Regions from separate parts of the Homo sapiens genome. Here region 1 is linked to region 2. Evidence: read pairs that join two places in POLR2A ChIA-PET (ENCODE). Cell type or tissue: B cell. All regions are shown on one strand. Links, peaks and the distances in the headings refer to the core of each region. The heading gives the core; the rest is flanking DNA.

Region 1 (7,357 bases), core at 1-5,000, 100 kb before region 2:
CCTGTACTGCTTGAGTTCAACTAAGTTTGCAAACCTTTTGGGGAAATTCATTTAAATAGGCAGTAGTGAAGAGGAAATGTATTCTAGCATCCAGGATAACCTCAAAGACATGGAATCAAAAATGAACATGAGGTTTTTGAAGGTTGACAGTGAGGTAACCAGTAGAGTACAGAATTTATAACAGGAAATTGAATATGCTCAGGGGGTTCTGCCAGACCCTTAGGAGTTTAAACTTGCAAGGGGAGCCATGGAAGACACCTAAAGTGTTGGGGAAGGAGTGTCAGAAATTCTTAGAAAATTTGTTGTGTGCATCTGTTGTTCATTTTTCTGGGAGGAAATGCCATAGTTTCATCAGATTTTAAGAGGCCTGTGAATAACACAATTCCCCTGCTTTTTAGATTGTGGATCCCTTTTTAGATTCTGACTATGGCAAAATGAAACACAGCTAGGAATTAGGCTGGTCTTAGATTAAACGGATTAGAGAAGTAGAAAAGATGGTGTAGTAATCTAGGCCTGAAATTATAAGGATCCCAATGCTGGTATAATTATTGTAAAGAAGTGGACATGAAGGAAATTTTGAAGAAAAAAATTAATAGTAAATAGAAGCTCAACATGGAGGATGTAGAGCTTGGTGATGCTATTATCCAAAACAGAGAAGTTGTGCCGGTAGTCCCAGCTACTGAGGCTGAGGTGAGAGGATTACTTGAGCCTCAGACTTCAATTCAATCTTGGGCAGCATGGCAAGACTCCATTTCTTTAAAATTAAAAAAAAGAAGAAAGAGAAAGTTGAGATAATTTTACCAGAAAACTGTACAATCAAGCATTGCTTATTTTGTCTCTATTGTTTCCGATCAGAACTACCTTTATCAAAAAGGAATAGAAGAATAAAGTGTAACACATTTTCATCTTGAAATGGCAACAAGTAATTTCTCCACATTTTACTTGAGGTTGTGTGTGTGTGTGTTTGAGACAGGGTCTCACTCTGTTGCACAGACTGGTGTGCAGTGGTGCAATCTTGGCTCACTGCAGCCACCACCTAACTGGGCTCAAGCAATCTCTCACCTCAGCCTCCCAGGTAGCTGGGACTACAGGCGTGTACCACCATGCCTGGCTAAGCCAGGTTTCGCCATGTTGCCCAGGCTCGTCTTGGACTCCTGGGCTTAAAAGATCCTCCTGCCTCAGCATCCCAAAGTGCTGAGATTACAGGTGTGAGCCACCATGCCTGGTCTTAAGAGGTTATTTTAAGATCTTTTTATTTTAAACAGTTGTAGCAGAACATATATTTTATTTTTATATACGTATTAGAAGCAATATGTTTATTATGGAAAAATTGGAAGAAAGAGATGAGCAAAAGGAAGAATAAATCATAATCCTTCTACCCAGAGCAGTCACTGTTAACTTTTTAGTTTGTATCTAACCTTTTATGTCTGTTATGTACCATTTTTAATGGACATGAATTTATGTCAACATTTGTTTATAACATGATTATCATAAGCCAGACACTGAGCCATATTGTGTTTCGTTAGCATCATTTTTATACTTACATATTAATATATTTTTAGTCAAATGATGTACTAGATTCTGGAGGGAGGGTCACATGATATTTATATGGATTTAATGTATTTATTACACTTTAGTGTGTTTTCTCTTCCTGGTTTTCAAATGTTTTAAGGTATTTGGCATGCCTTAAATGTTACTTATTTTGTTTTTTTGTTAAACTTAAGTTTATGAAGTTTCTTTTATTTTCAGTTAAAAAACTGATTTTCTTCTCCTTGTTTCAGTACAGCTATTGGAATCAGATGCAAAGATGGTGTTGTCTTTGGGGTAGAAAAATTAGTCCTTTCTAAACTTTATGAAGAAGGTTCCAACAAAAGACTTTTTAATGTTGATCGGCATGTTGGAATGGTAAGGTCATGTTTAAAATGTTCCTTTTTGTCTTGTCCAATTTCTTTTGAAGTAACTGATTGGAATAGATCACTGTGCAGTCACAAAAGTAATCAGAGCAAGTTACTGCATTTGTCCAGTTCACTGTCCAGTAGAAAGGCAGCATTCTCATAACCTTATTAGTGATGGGGGAAAAACCAAGTTGCTGAAAGAAGAGCAGGTGAGGGAGAGGGCTGGGGAGTATGCGTAGAAATGAGATCTTGGCAGCACACATTACTAATGAAGGTATATGCTTGAGAGGTGAAGAATCTTTAGCTTTCTGTATCTCTTGTGGGGATCACTGTCAAAGTAAAGATGCCATCAGATAGCGAACACCTTTATATAAGGTGGAACATCAGGAAAGGATGTTTAATGAAAAGGAAAAGTGAACACATCCATAATAGTTTCATAGGGCATCACTGAAATTAAGTTATTCATGCAGCTGGTATCTAAGTTATGAGTGACTAAATTGCAAGCCAAGCCATAGATACATGACTGGTATATACTAAAGTTACCCTACATAGATGGCAGACTTGGCTTAGTGAGAACCACTACTGAAAGAAAAAAAAAAAAAAGAATCAAATGATTCTAACCCTGCCACCTGAAAAGGAAAGGAAGAAAGGAGAATATCTCTATATTAGGTTTTATGCTGGGAGCTCTTTACATAAATTACCTTGTTTAATCTTGACAACCCAGTGAAGGTTATATCAATGTCATTTTCTTTTTTTTTTTTTTTTGGTTTGAGACAGAGTCTGGCTCTGTCACCCAGGCCGGAGTGCAGTGGCGCCATCTCAGCTTATTGCAGCCTCTGCCTCCTGGGTTCAAGCGATTCTCCTACCTCAGCCTCCCAAGTAGCTGGGACTACAGGTGCCCACTACCATGCCCAGCTAATTTTTATATTTTTAGTAAAGGCAGGGTTTCACCATGTTGGCCAGGCTGGTCTCGAACTCCTGACCTCAAGTGATCCATCTGCCCGCCTCAGCCTCCCAAAGTGCTGGGATTATAGGCGTGAGCCACTGCGCCCGGCCTAATGCCATTTTCACAGGTGAAAAAACAGATGCACAGCAAGTAAAGAAAAGCTGGGATTCAAACTTGGGTCTGCATGTTACTCAAGAGCCCTTTCTAAATGAAAAGACACCTTATATGACCCACATCGTTCAGCTGATAGCTTTCTTATATCTAAATGAGATTTAATGTTACACACAAACACAAAAAGTACTGGTAAAGTATAACCAGTAAACCATAAAGCTAATTTTTTTCTTCTTCAAAGATTATTTTATCTCAACAATATGTTTCTCCTGAACAGATTTTTTTATTTTGCTGCAAATGACAGGATTTTATTTTATTTTTTGAGATGGAGTCTCACTCTGTCATCCAGGAAGGAGTGCAATGGCGCGATCTCAGCTCACTGCAACCTCTGCCTCCCGGGTTCAAGCAATTCTCCTGCCTCAGACTCTCAAGTAGCTGGGATTACAGACATACGCCGCCACACCCAGCTAATTTTTGTATTTTTAGTAGAGACGGGGTTTCACCATGTTGGTCAGGCTGGTCTCGGACTCCTGAACTCCAGTGATCTACCCGCCTTGGCCTCCCAAAGTGCTGGGATTATAGGCGTGAGCCAGCGTGCCCAGCCTAGCATTTTATTCTTTTTAAAGGATGAATAGTATTCCATTGTGTATATATACATTTTCTTTTTACTGTTTTTTTGTTGTTGTTGTTGTACAGATTTTTCTCGTCACCCAGGTACTAAGCCTAGGACCCAATAGTTATTTTTTCTGATCCTCTTCCTCCTCCCACCCTCCACCCTCAAGTAGGCCCCATTGTCTGTTGTTCCTGTCTTTGTATCCATGAATTCTCATCATTTAGCTTCCACTTATAAGAGAGAACATGTGGTTTTTGGTTTTCTCTTCTTGTATTAGTTTGCTAAGAATAATGCTGAACAGATTTATTATTGCCAGTGAAACTGATATGTTTTGATGAAACTTGCTACATTGTAACCTAGCTAGTAGGAGGTGATCTTGTATTCTTTTATGTACTAGCAAAAGTTAATATTTTGAAAAAAATTATGCATGCATATATATATGTATGTACACACACACAGAGGTCTTGCTCTGTTGCCCAGGCTTGAGTGCAGTGGCATGATCATAGCTCACTGCAGCCTTGCGCTCCTGGGCTCAAGTGATTCTTCTGCCTCAGCCTCCCAAATAGCTGTGACTACAAGTGTGCCATCACACCTGGCTAATTTTTTAGTTTTTTTAAGAGATATGATCTTGCTGTGTTGCTCAGGCTGGTCTTGAACTCCTGGGCTCAAGCGATCCTCCCGCCTCAGCTTCTTGAGTTGCTGAGATTACAGGCATGAGCCAATGTGCCCTGTCAACATTAGACATTGAAGAGGGCTGGAGAAAATTAAGACTTAATATCCTCCCTCCTTCCACAGTTGTCATCTTCAAGTGATTTGAGAATTATATGACTTTACAGTAAGCTTTCTCTAAAGCAACAGAAGATTCTTTAAGTGATGTAACTTACTGGCATGGGTTACCTTGGGGAAGCTATTCTAAACACGCGTTTCCTTGTCTGCAAAACAAGAGTGATAATAGTACTTGGCACATACAGTTGTTGTGAGGTTAAAAATTATTATGCAAAATGCTTAACATGTAATGAGTGCTCAGTATCTCTTAGTAATTATCATTATTACTATTACTGGGTAGCGTAGGAAAAAAAGGCTATTAAAGATTGTGATACCACTTTTAAATTCTGTAACTGTCCTGGGCTAGAGGGTTTCAAAAACTTGGTTGGTTTATGGTACCTTAAGTGTCTCAGTAGTTTTTCTCATGGCTTCCCTAGGCCGAAAATACCTAATGGTTTCATTTATTAAGTATTTAGATCCAAAGAACTTAGTGTTTACATCCTAAAAACTTAGTAGCCGTTTTTTTTTTTTAAATACACACATAGTGAAAAATATTTTTATTTAAAAATTAAAATGTTTTATTTTAAGCAACCAAAATTTCTAGTATATACACTGCACAACCTCCCAAATTTGGATGTGGCCACTGTCATTTCCTGTTCCACACTGATTTTTGCACAGTACTTACTTTTTTTCACAGCAACCACTAACAGCCAAGCTTCTCAAAGATGTGGTGGCATTGAAAGGAATGTAGTAAAACGATCTAATGTTCAAACGGAACTACTTGGACATTTTTCTCCAAACTTAGAATGTGCCACACTAGGCCAGGTGCAGTGGCTCACACCTGTAATCCCAGCACTTTCGGAGGCCAAGGCGGGCGGATCACCTGAGGTCGAAAGTTCAAGACCAGCCTGACCAACATGGAGAAACCCTGTCTCTACTAAAAACACAAAAATTAGCCGGGCGTGGTGGCGCATGCCTGTACTCCCAGCTACTCGGGAGGCTGAGGCAGGAGAATCCCTTGAACCTGGGAGGTGGAGGTTGCGGTGAGCCGCGATTGCACCACTGTGCTCTAGCCTGGGCAACAAGAGCAAAACTCCATCTCAAAAAAAAAGATATGCCACACTAACATGTGATTTCACTGCAGTGCCTGAGGACCTCTCGGCACATACATAGTAACTGCAATTCTGTTTTTGTTTTTGTTTTTGTTTTGAGACAAAGTCTCATTCTGTTGCTCAGGCTGGAGTGTAGTGGCGTGATCTCGGCTCACTGCAGCCTCCGCCTCCCGAGTTCAAGTGATTCTTGTGGCTCAGCCTTGGGAGTAGGTAGGATTATAGGTGCCCGCCACCAAACCTGACTAATTTTTGTATTTTTAGTAGGGGTTTCACCATGTTGTCCAGGCTGGTTTCAAACTCCTGACCTCAGGTGATCCCCCTGCCTCGGCCTCCCAAAGTGCTGGGATCACAGGCATGAGCCACCGTGCCCGGCCTAGTAACTGCAGTTCTAAGCCGCAAATCTTGAAAGAGGAATGGTTTATCATTGTAGTTTATTCAGCCAATAGGCTGAAAAAAGATTTGCGATTGTGCCTTTTAGAACAAAACAGTTACAGGTTGAGTATCTCTCGTCTAAAATGCTTGGGACCAGCAGTATATCGGATATTTTTCGATTTTGGAATATCTGCATTATATACTCATCAGCTGAGCATCCTTAATCTGAAAATTCAAAATCCAAAAAGCTCTACTGAGCATTTCCTTTTTTTTTTTTTTTTGAGATGGAGTCTCGCTCTGTTGCCCAGGATGGAGTGCAGTGGCGCGATCTCGGCTCACTGCAACTTCCGCCTCCCAGGTTCAAGCAATTCTCTGCCTCGGCCTCCCAAGTAACTGGGATTACAGGTGCCTGCAACCACGCCTGGCTAATTTTTGTATTTTTAGTAGAGACGGCATTTCACCATCTTGGCCAGGCTGGTCTTGAACTCGTGACCTTGTGATCCACCTGCCTCAGCCTCCCAAAGTGCTGGGATTACAGGTGTGAGCCACCAGGTCCGGCCTGAGCATTTCCTTTGAGTGTCATGTTGGCACTCAAAAAGTTTCAGATTCTGAAGCGTTTTAAATTTCAGATTTTTGGATTAGATATCCTCAACCTGTAATAACTTTAGAGAAAAGAACAAATTTGGGCCGGGCACGGCGGCTCACACCCATAATCCCAACATTTTGGGAGGCTGAGGCAGGCTGATCACCTGAGGTCAGGAGTTCAAGACCAGCCTGGCCAACATGACAAAACCAAACCCTGTCTCTACTAAAAATATAAAAATTAGCCAATCCCAGCTACTGGGGAGGCTGAGGCAGGAGAATCCCTTGAACCTGAGAGGCAAAGGTTGAAGTGAGCCCAGATGGTGCCATTGTGCTCCAGCCTAGGTGACACAGTGAGACTCTGTCTCAAAAAAAAAAAAAAAAAAAAATCTGACCAAGACCCATGGTTTTTATTCGTTATAATGAGGTAGTGGTAGTAAATCAGGGGAAGAGGATTTATGATAGAAGTAGTCCTGAATATTGGCCGGGCACGGTGGCTCACGCCTGTAATCCCAGCACTTTAGGAGGCTGAGGCAGGCAGATCACGAGGTCAGGAGATCAAGACCGTCCTGGCTGACATGGTGAAACCCCATCTCTACTAAAAATACAAAAAAATTAGCCGGGCGTGGTGGCAGGCGCCTGTAGTCCCAGCTACTCAGGAGGCTGAGGCAGGAGAATGGCATGAACCCAGGAGGCAGAGTGTGAAGTGAGCGGAGATCATGCCACTGTACTCCAGCCCTGGTGACAGAGCGAGACCCCGTATCAAAAAAAAAAAAGGAAATGTCCTGAATATGAACATTGGACAAAGCAATGAAGTTATACTTACTAAATTTCTAAATTATAATTTCATACTCAAGCATCAAAATGCCTTGTAGAGAGACCTTTAAGCCAAAAAAGTTTATTTTGAATGGTAATACTTGTTAAAAAAATGTTTAATAAGTCTTTATTAATTGCAGACTTT
Region 2 (7,804 bases), core at 1,337-6,336:
CAGTTATTCTTTTACTTTCAAAAGGAAGAGAAAGGTACCTTTGAGTTGGTTTTCAGGGCCACGTTTCAAGCCAGAGACATTGCTATGAAGGTTAAAGGAAAAGATATTTTTTCCTGCTTTTTTCCCCTTTATAGTGATAGCTATTTTAAAGCTTTTATCCCCTCTACTAGGGACGAAGGAGAATTGCTCGAGATGTAAATTCTATTAAAAAGGAAATTGAAGAAGAGAAAACAGAAGACAAATTAAAAGATAATGATACAGAAAATAAGGATGTAGATGATGACTATGAAACTGCAGAGAAAAAAGAAAATGAGCTACTACTGGGGAGAAAAAATACACCAAAGCAAAAAGAGAAGAAAATTAAAAAACAGGAGGATTCTGACAAAGACTCAGATGAAGAGGAAGAGAAAAGCCAAGAGAGGTACATTATCTTATGTTTGTTCTCCAGAAGCACCTGTCTGGGGTACAACAGCGCTTTGTTCCTGCTTAGAGATTCAGGTTTGAGGGAATGTTTTCTTATTGGGACTTCCGTTCCTCTTGTCTAATGAAGGTGAGACACATTGTGAAGATGATGTGTATTGCCTTTCGGAATTGGAGAATATACTGGTCGCACCATTTTAATAGCACTTGTGCCCTAAACAGTGGCCTCAAAGAAGGCTGCGCCACCCAGTCAAAAGAAAGGTCCTGCAGTTGACAGCAGGGAAGGGAGCTGGAGAAAAATGGAGGAAGTGGACAAGAGGAAACAGCGACAGCAAAAATTCCATTTTAAAAAAGGTACAATGTGGGAAAGCTAACAAACACATGGGTGCACAGTACTAGAGATGTTTCTGTGTGTTAGCTTTAAGACATTTTTCTTTTTCAAGTTATTGTATTAGATTATGTGGCATGCACCCCTGATTCTAGTTTGGAAAATACATTCTTGCCCCACATCACACCAATAAATTTCAGATTTTTTAATGTCCATCCTGTTTGCTGTTGAGTAAAACTGTATTTTTTTTCTGTGTATTAGACAAGTATGGACTGAACTGACTTAAAAATAGTCAAATATTAGGCAGTCCAGCAAGATCAAGGTAGTCTCTGACCAAGTTATTAGCTGCTTCTGTAAGTGTTGTCAAATGGATTTACTAATTTTAGGACACGACTAAAAATGAATTTTAAATGAGCAACAACATAACATACTTACTTGTAATACCAGCTCTCTTCCATAGTTATTTTTCTATTATTATGTGATATTAAATTTTCTAGAAATTTGAGTTGTTAAGCCAAATTTGGGAAAACTGACCTGCCATTGAGAGAATAAATATTTGGAAAAATAGGATGATTGGTGAATGGGAGAGGTAATTTGATTAAATACAAATAGGCACAGGAGCTATCACAATTACATATGACCTAGGTTAGTGAGTAAAAAAAAGTTCTGTAATGAAATATAATTAGGATTAGGAAAAGTAGGAGGAACTAATTGGAGTTGAGTATAGTGAGTATAGAATTTTAAATATTTGGACAAAAAATTTAAGCAAAGGTGAAAAACATCAAAATATGTATATTGTAATATGTATATAAAACATATAATACATCTATGTAAAATGTGATTTAAAAAGACTGTAACTCTTTTGTAAATGGACAAAGATTTATTTTAGAGAAAATTTCACAGACTTGAATGTAAGAACAATATTATCTTTAAGTAGTTTTTCTCATAGAGTTTTGAATTTACCTTATCACTCTATTATTGGAAGGTGCCTTCCAAGAGAAAACATTCTCACTACAAATGGGCTGTCAAAGCTTCATGTCAGGACCCCCAGGGATCACCAAAATAATGCCCTATATTTATTACAGAGCCCAGTAGTACTTGTTGAGCTTTTAATGCTTGTGACACTAGAATGATCTTTGATGCAGTTCTCCTATAAGTCTTTACAGGATTGATACACAATATTTTATTATAAAAATATTAAAAGTATTTTTAGCTCTCCCTGTGTTAATCTTCCTTATACCTGATTATCAATACAAAGAAAAGCCGATGGAAGATGAGTAAACAAATAGAATTCAACACAAATGTAAAGCTTTGTTCTTGTGGTGGTATCCTACAGTGTCAACAAATGACCTAATACTCAAATTTCTTTTCTTTGTTAGGGCTGGGAAACCTTTAAAATATAAATTAGTTTAAAAGACATGGTTACTAAGGTAGATAGCCCTTGTTCATTATTTTGCCCACCAAAAAAACTAGTCTTGCCAAGAACTATTCTAATTCTGGTAGTAAAGCAGATTTAAGATAATTCAGTTACAGGAAGTTACAAAATATCCTTAAATCTTTTTTTACATACAAGGTGGCACTTAAATATGAATTCTGAAGAATTTTTTCAGAGCATATTTTTCTTATTTTGTTTTGTCAAAAGTGATTGATTACAGATCATCGTTAGCTGGCACTTAAATATGAATTCTAAAGAATTTTTTCAGAGCATATTTTTCTTATTTTGTTTTGTCAGAAGTGACTTATTTTATTACAGATCATCGTTAACTGTGACTTGATTGGCTTTTAAAAAGTATGGATTTACTTTGGGTACAGTGCACCTTTACATAATAAATTCCTTAGTAAGTAGGCCACAGAAATCTTCTCCTTCTCCTCCTTCTTCTCCTCCTCCACTGATATGTTATTAAGGTAATACTTAGGTTGTGAATAATCTACCTGTTGGATTCTTTTAGCATATTTTATTCTCCATTAAGTTATTAGTAGCATTATCAGTATTATAACTTACTGCAGGGAAGAAACTGAAAGCAAATGTGACTCTGAAGGAGAGGAAGATGAGGAAGACATGGAACCCTGCCTAACAGGAACCAAAGTGAAAGTAAAATATGGACGAGGGAAGACTCAGAAAATTTATGAAGCCAGTATTAAAAGCACTGAAATTGATGACGGAGAAGTTTTATATTTGGTACATTACTATGGATGGAATGTCAGGTAAGCAAGAAACTATTTTCTTACTATTGAAATTTTTTCGATGATTAAATAGAACATCAACTTAATGTTATGAAGAGTGAAAGCAAATAATGGTACATATTTACAAAGCACACCTTGGTTCTGAATTTTCCAAGACTTTGACATTCCTGCTGTTATACTAGCAGTGTCAATGCTTCTAGCCAGAGACTACCAGGATCACACCTGTAGTTAGAACAAGTTACATTTATTACTCATTTATAGTGAGGGAGAACACACAGCAAGGGGAACCATAGGGCATCTTAGTAATATGGTGTTAAATGAATCAACAGAGGCTCAAGGCACCATCTTTGGGAAAACAATAATTCATAATTCTGTGGAGACATATTACTGACTATGAGCAGGGAGCCAGGCCTGCAACTTCCAACCGTGCAAGTGTTTGTTTCATTAATCAGAAATCAAGCCTATGTCAAGCACTGTAATAATTCTAAGTCGACTAATTAATAAAAAAGAACGTTAGAACTTACATTTGATCTTCCGTTAGATGATTTTGGGGAGGGTTTAAGAAAGGCAGGGCATGGGGGCTCTTGCATGTAATCCCAGCACTTTGGGAGGTGGAGGCGGAAGGACTGCTTGAGGCCAGGAGTTCAAGACCAGACCTGGCAACATAGTTAGACCCCCATCTCTACAAAAAATTAAAAATTAGCCTGGCATGGTGGCACGCACCTGTAGTCCCAGTTACCCAGAAGGCTGAGGTGGGAGGATCACTGGAGCCCAGGAGTTGGAGGCTGAGATGAGCTATGATCATACCACTGTACTCCAGCCTGGATGATAGAGCGAAACCCTGTCTCATAAATAAAAAAAAAAAAAAAGAAAAAAGAGATTTTGCTCCATATTGGATCCTGTCAGGAAGTTGGGGTAATTATAGTTGGTTTTCGTAATAAATCTTATCTAGAAGGAGAGACAGTTAGACCAAGGTAACATTATAATTGGTAGAGAAACAGCAATCACCCACATTAGTCAAGAAAAAGAAGATGTTTGTCGTTTTTGTGGATTAGACAATGTTCCTGTTTTTTCTGTGTTCAGACACGATTAGGACATGGTCTTGTTTCTGTTTTGATACATCATGGTCACAGAATGGACTTGTCTGATGTTGATGCTCTTTGAAATTGTTCATGTTTCAACAGCAGGACAGTGTGGCCTAGCTATGAGTGCCAGACTAGCTCTAAGCAACACCAAGGCCCAGCTGATAGTGCCAGGCAAGTTCCTAAATGTCAGGGGCTGCCTTTCTTGTTCTCTTTTACAAAATCTGGCATATTTAATATCTCTGGTTGCCCTGTATTTATTTGGAGCCAGACTGCTCCTGGGTTTCTCTATACACTAGATGTGTGCTCTGTTATAACTCAAGTCCCTCATCTCTACACTGGGAAAAATACAGTTCCTATTTTGTAGAGGTGTTGTATAATGCAGTAGTTCCCTCTCATCTGCTGGAAATGTGTTCCAGGACCCCCAGTGGATGCCTGAAACCTCACATAGTACTGAATCTTATATATCCTATGATTTTTCCTATACATACATACCTACAATAAAGTTTAATGTATAAATTAAGCACAGTAAGAGATTAACAACAATAATAAAATAGAGCAATTATAACTGTATTGTAATAAAAGTTATATGAATGTGGTCTTTCTCTCAAAATATCTTAATATTTTTGGACCATGGGTAATTGAACTATGCTGTGGCTAAGCAGGGACTACTGTAGTGATAATATTTGTATTCAGATGTAAATGCTTAGAACCATGCCTGGCACTTAGTGCTCCATGAATGTTAACTGTTTTCTTTTCTTTACAATGTGTTATTGAATTCAGGGGAAAAGGAATATATCATACCAACTTTCAGTCATTACATTTCCAGTTGCATCACATGATAGCCTTCTTTCTTCCTCAGATTCTTTAGTTCACAACTATCCACTCCTATTTCACATCTGTATATGTCTGTGTTCTGCTTTCTAGAATTTCCCCTATCTTTCTTTCTCATTTTTTTAATGTTTTACTTTATGACTCTTCTCAGCAGTCATTTTATTATACGCTCAGGTTTTGGATTAGTCATCTCTCTAATTAATTACCTAACTAGTACTCTCCTGGTTCATGGTTTTTCGTTGTTCTTCTCTACTCCTAAAAGCTGGTATAATTCTGGCCTGTTCAGTTGAGATGAAGCCACCATGGTTCCTAACGAATTTAGCCAGACTCCTGAAAGGGAGTATCTGCAAGTGTAAGAAGTGTGAGAAGAGTCCTGGTCTCTCATTGAGAAATCCTGGGACTATCCTTTGTTAGCAATATTAGTGCTAGAAGTACCTACATGATATATTGCTTTGTCCAGTGTCGCCAGGACCAAGTACACTAAAAATCAGGCCTGTGCTTCTTGGTTGTCTGATACCTCCTATGGAATTGGATAGAGTTATCCCTTTGTTAGCCCTGGATCAGGTACATATTGCACTTACCAGACTATACTTGATTTTACTATATGTCTATCTTTTATAACAGATTATGGGTTGCATGAGAGCATTGGCCATGTTTATTCTCTACATACTTCCTGATACAGTGCATACTAGTAGGCCCTCAGTAAATGTTCAAATGAATAAACATTTCCATATAAGTTAATAAAGTACAGATGTTTAAAAGCCTAATATGATGCTCATAGCCAGTCTCGTTTTAGAAACTAGATACTGGGTTAATGAGTGAGAGATAGTTTTCAAATCATAGTACAGGCAGTTCCTAACTTATAGTGGTTCAACTTCAATTTTTTTTTTAAATTTAAAATGGTTCAAAAGCTATATGCATTCAGAAGCCATGGAATTTTGAATTTTGATTTTTTTTTTTTTTTTTTTTTAAGACGGAGTCTTGCTCTGTCGCCAGGCTGGAGTGCAGTGGTGCGATCTGGGCTCACTGCAACCTCCGCCTCCTGGGTTCAAGCGATTCTCCTGCCTCAGCCTCCCAAGTAGCTGGGACTACAGACGCACGCCACCATGCCCAGCTAATTTTTGTATTTTTAGTAGAGACAGGGTTTCACCATGTTGGCCAGGATGGTCTCGATTTCTTGACCTTGTGATCGCCCGCCTCGGCCTCCCAAAGTGTTGGGATTACAGGCGTGAGCCACTGCGCCCGGCCTAAATTTGGATTTTTTTTCCTGGTCTAGCGATATGCAGTATGATACTCTCTCATCAGACTGTGCAGCCACAACAAACAGCTAAGAAATCATGAGACTAATCAACCAGTACTGTACAGTGTATTCAATAAATTACATGAGATATTTAAGACTTTATTATAGAATAGACTTTGTGTTAGTTGATTTTGCTCAACTCTAGGCTAATATGAGTGTTCTGAGCATGTTTAAGGTAGGCTAAGCTAAGCTGTGATGTTCAGTAGGCTAGATGTATTAAATGCATTTTTCGACAGGATATTTTCAATTTGTGATGAGTTTATCAGGACATAATGGCATCATAAGTAAAGGAGCATCTGTATAGGTAGTCATGGTACCATGTCAACTGAAATACATGCATAAAGGAACCATGTCCTTACTTTGTACATCTCCATGGTAACTGGCTTATAAAGCAAGAATATGGTTTCCAGATACATGAGTTTCTATTAATACGCTACAGTCTAAAACAAGTTTGTCCAACCTGTGGCCCACAAGCCATATGCAGCCCAGCATGGCCTGGAATGTGGCCCAACACAAATTCATAAACTTTCTTAAAACATGAGTTTTTTTTATTTTTTTGCATGGTTTTTTTTTTTTTTTTTAGCTCATCAGCTATCGTTAGTGTTATTTTATGTGTGGCCCAAGACAATTCTTCTTCCATTGTGGCCCAGAGAAGCCAAAAGATTGGACATTCCTGGTCTAAAGCAAGGACTGCCTGTTGTTTCTTTACTTAACTGTACATTTTTTAGATTTTGACTTAATTCTGTAAATACTTGTATATTTAGATAATGTAAAAACTGTTATTTAGTTCTAGAAACCTTAATTTCTTATTTGCCCCTGATTAGTCACTTGGACTATAGACAATCAAAAGTGATAGTAATCATTTGAGAAGGCCAGGTGCAATGGCTCATGCCTGTAATCCTAGCACTTTGGGAGGCTGAGGTGGGCAGATCACTTGAGCTCCGGAATTCAAGACCAGCCTGGGCAACATGGCAAAACCCGTCTCTATAAAAAATACAAAAATTAGCTTGGTGCAATGGTGTACATCCGTGGTCTCAGCTACTCAGGAGGCTGAGGTGGGAGGATCATCTGAGCCCAGGAGATCATGCCTCTGCACTCCATCCTGGGCAACAGAGTGAGACCCTCTCTAAAAAAATTGCCGGGTCCAGTGGCTCACCCCTATAATCCCAGCACTTTGGGAGACTGAGGTGAGCAGGTCACCTGAGGTCAGGAGTTCGAGACCAGCATGGCCAACATGGCGAAACCCCGTCTCTACGAAAAATAAAAAATTAGCGGGGTGTGGTGGCAGGCACCTGTAATCCCAGATATTGGGAGGCTGAGGCATGAGAATCACTTGAACCCAGGAGGCAGAGGTTCCATTGAGCCGAGATGGCACCACTGCATGTCAGCCTGGGTGACAACATTGAAACTAGCCCCCCAAAAATAAAAATAAAATTTAAAATAAATTTTAAAATAAATTTTTAAGTAAATGTTTAGGGGAAATGAGTTTTCAACTTAAGCTAAACAGAATAAACTTAGATAAAGTAGGTGAAATACAGATATCTCTAAAAAATTTCAGAATCCTAAAGGCAATGTAGTTCAGAAGATTTTATTGGAAATACTAGAGAGAGTGTTGAGGAGGAAAAGGAAGTTGAAATGGACTTGATAAAATAACTT

The links. Peaks named below come from ENCODE experiments on the same cell type or tissue, not always from the same donor. Only the 100,000 strongest peaks of a DNase experiment are listed, where the experiment ranks them.
Region 1: POLR2A ChIA-PET joins it to region 2 with 5 read pairs; 6 of 35 experiments call an interaction of 5 or more read pairs at or near these places.

Annotation. Positions count from the first base shown.
Region 1 is chr14:58,250,338-58,257,694 of GRCh38, forward strand. It overlaps PSMA3 (proteasome 20S subunit alpha 3), which reads left to right. Exons shown (of 11, transcript NM_002788.4): 3 at 1,782-1,905. Among named protein-coding and RNA genes, the nearest start is that of PSMA3, 9.2 kb to the left of the region's middle. In B cell, for the core only: no CTCF peak of the experiment used is centred there; no DNase peak of the experiment used is centred there; H3K27ac peaks cover 1,037 bases.
Region 2 is chr14:58,350,903-58,358,706 of GRCh38, forward strand. ARID4A (AT-rich interaction domain 4A) reads left to right here. Exons shown (of 24, transcript NM_002892.4): 16 at 171-421; 17 at 2,756-2,953. Among named protein-coding and RNA genes, the nearest start is that of TOMM20L-DT, 41 kb to the right of the region's middle. In B cell, for the core only: no CTCF peak of the experiment used is centred there; no DNase peak of the experiment used is centred there; H3K27ac peaks cover 1,689 bases.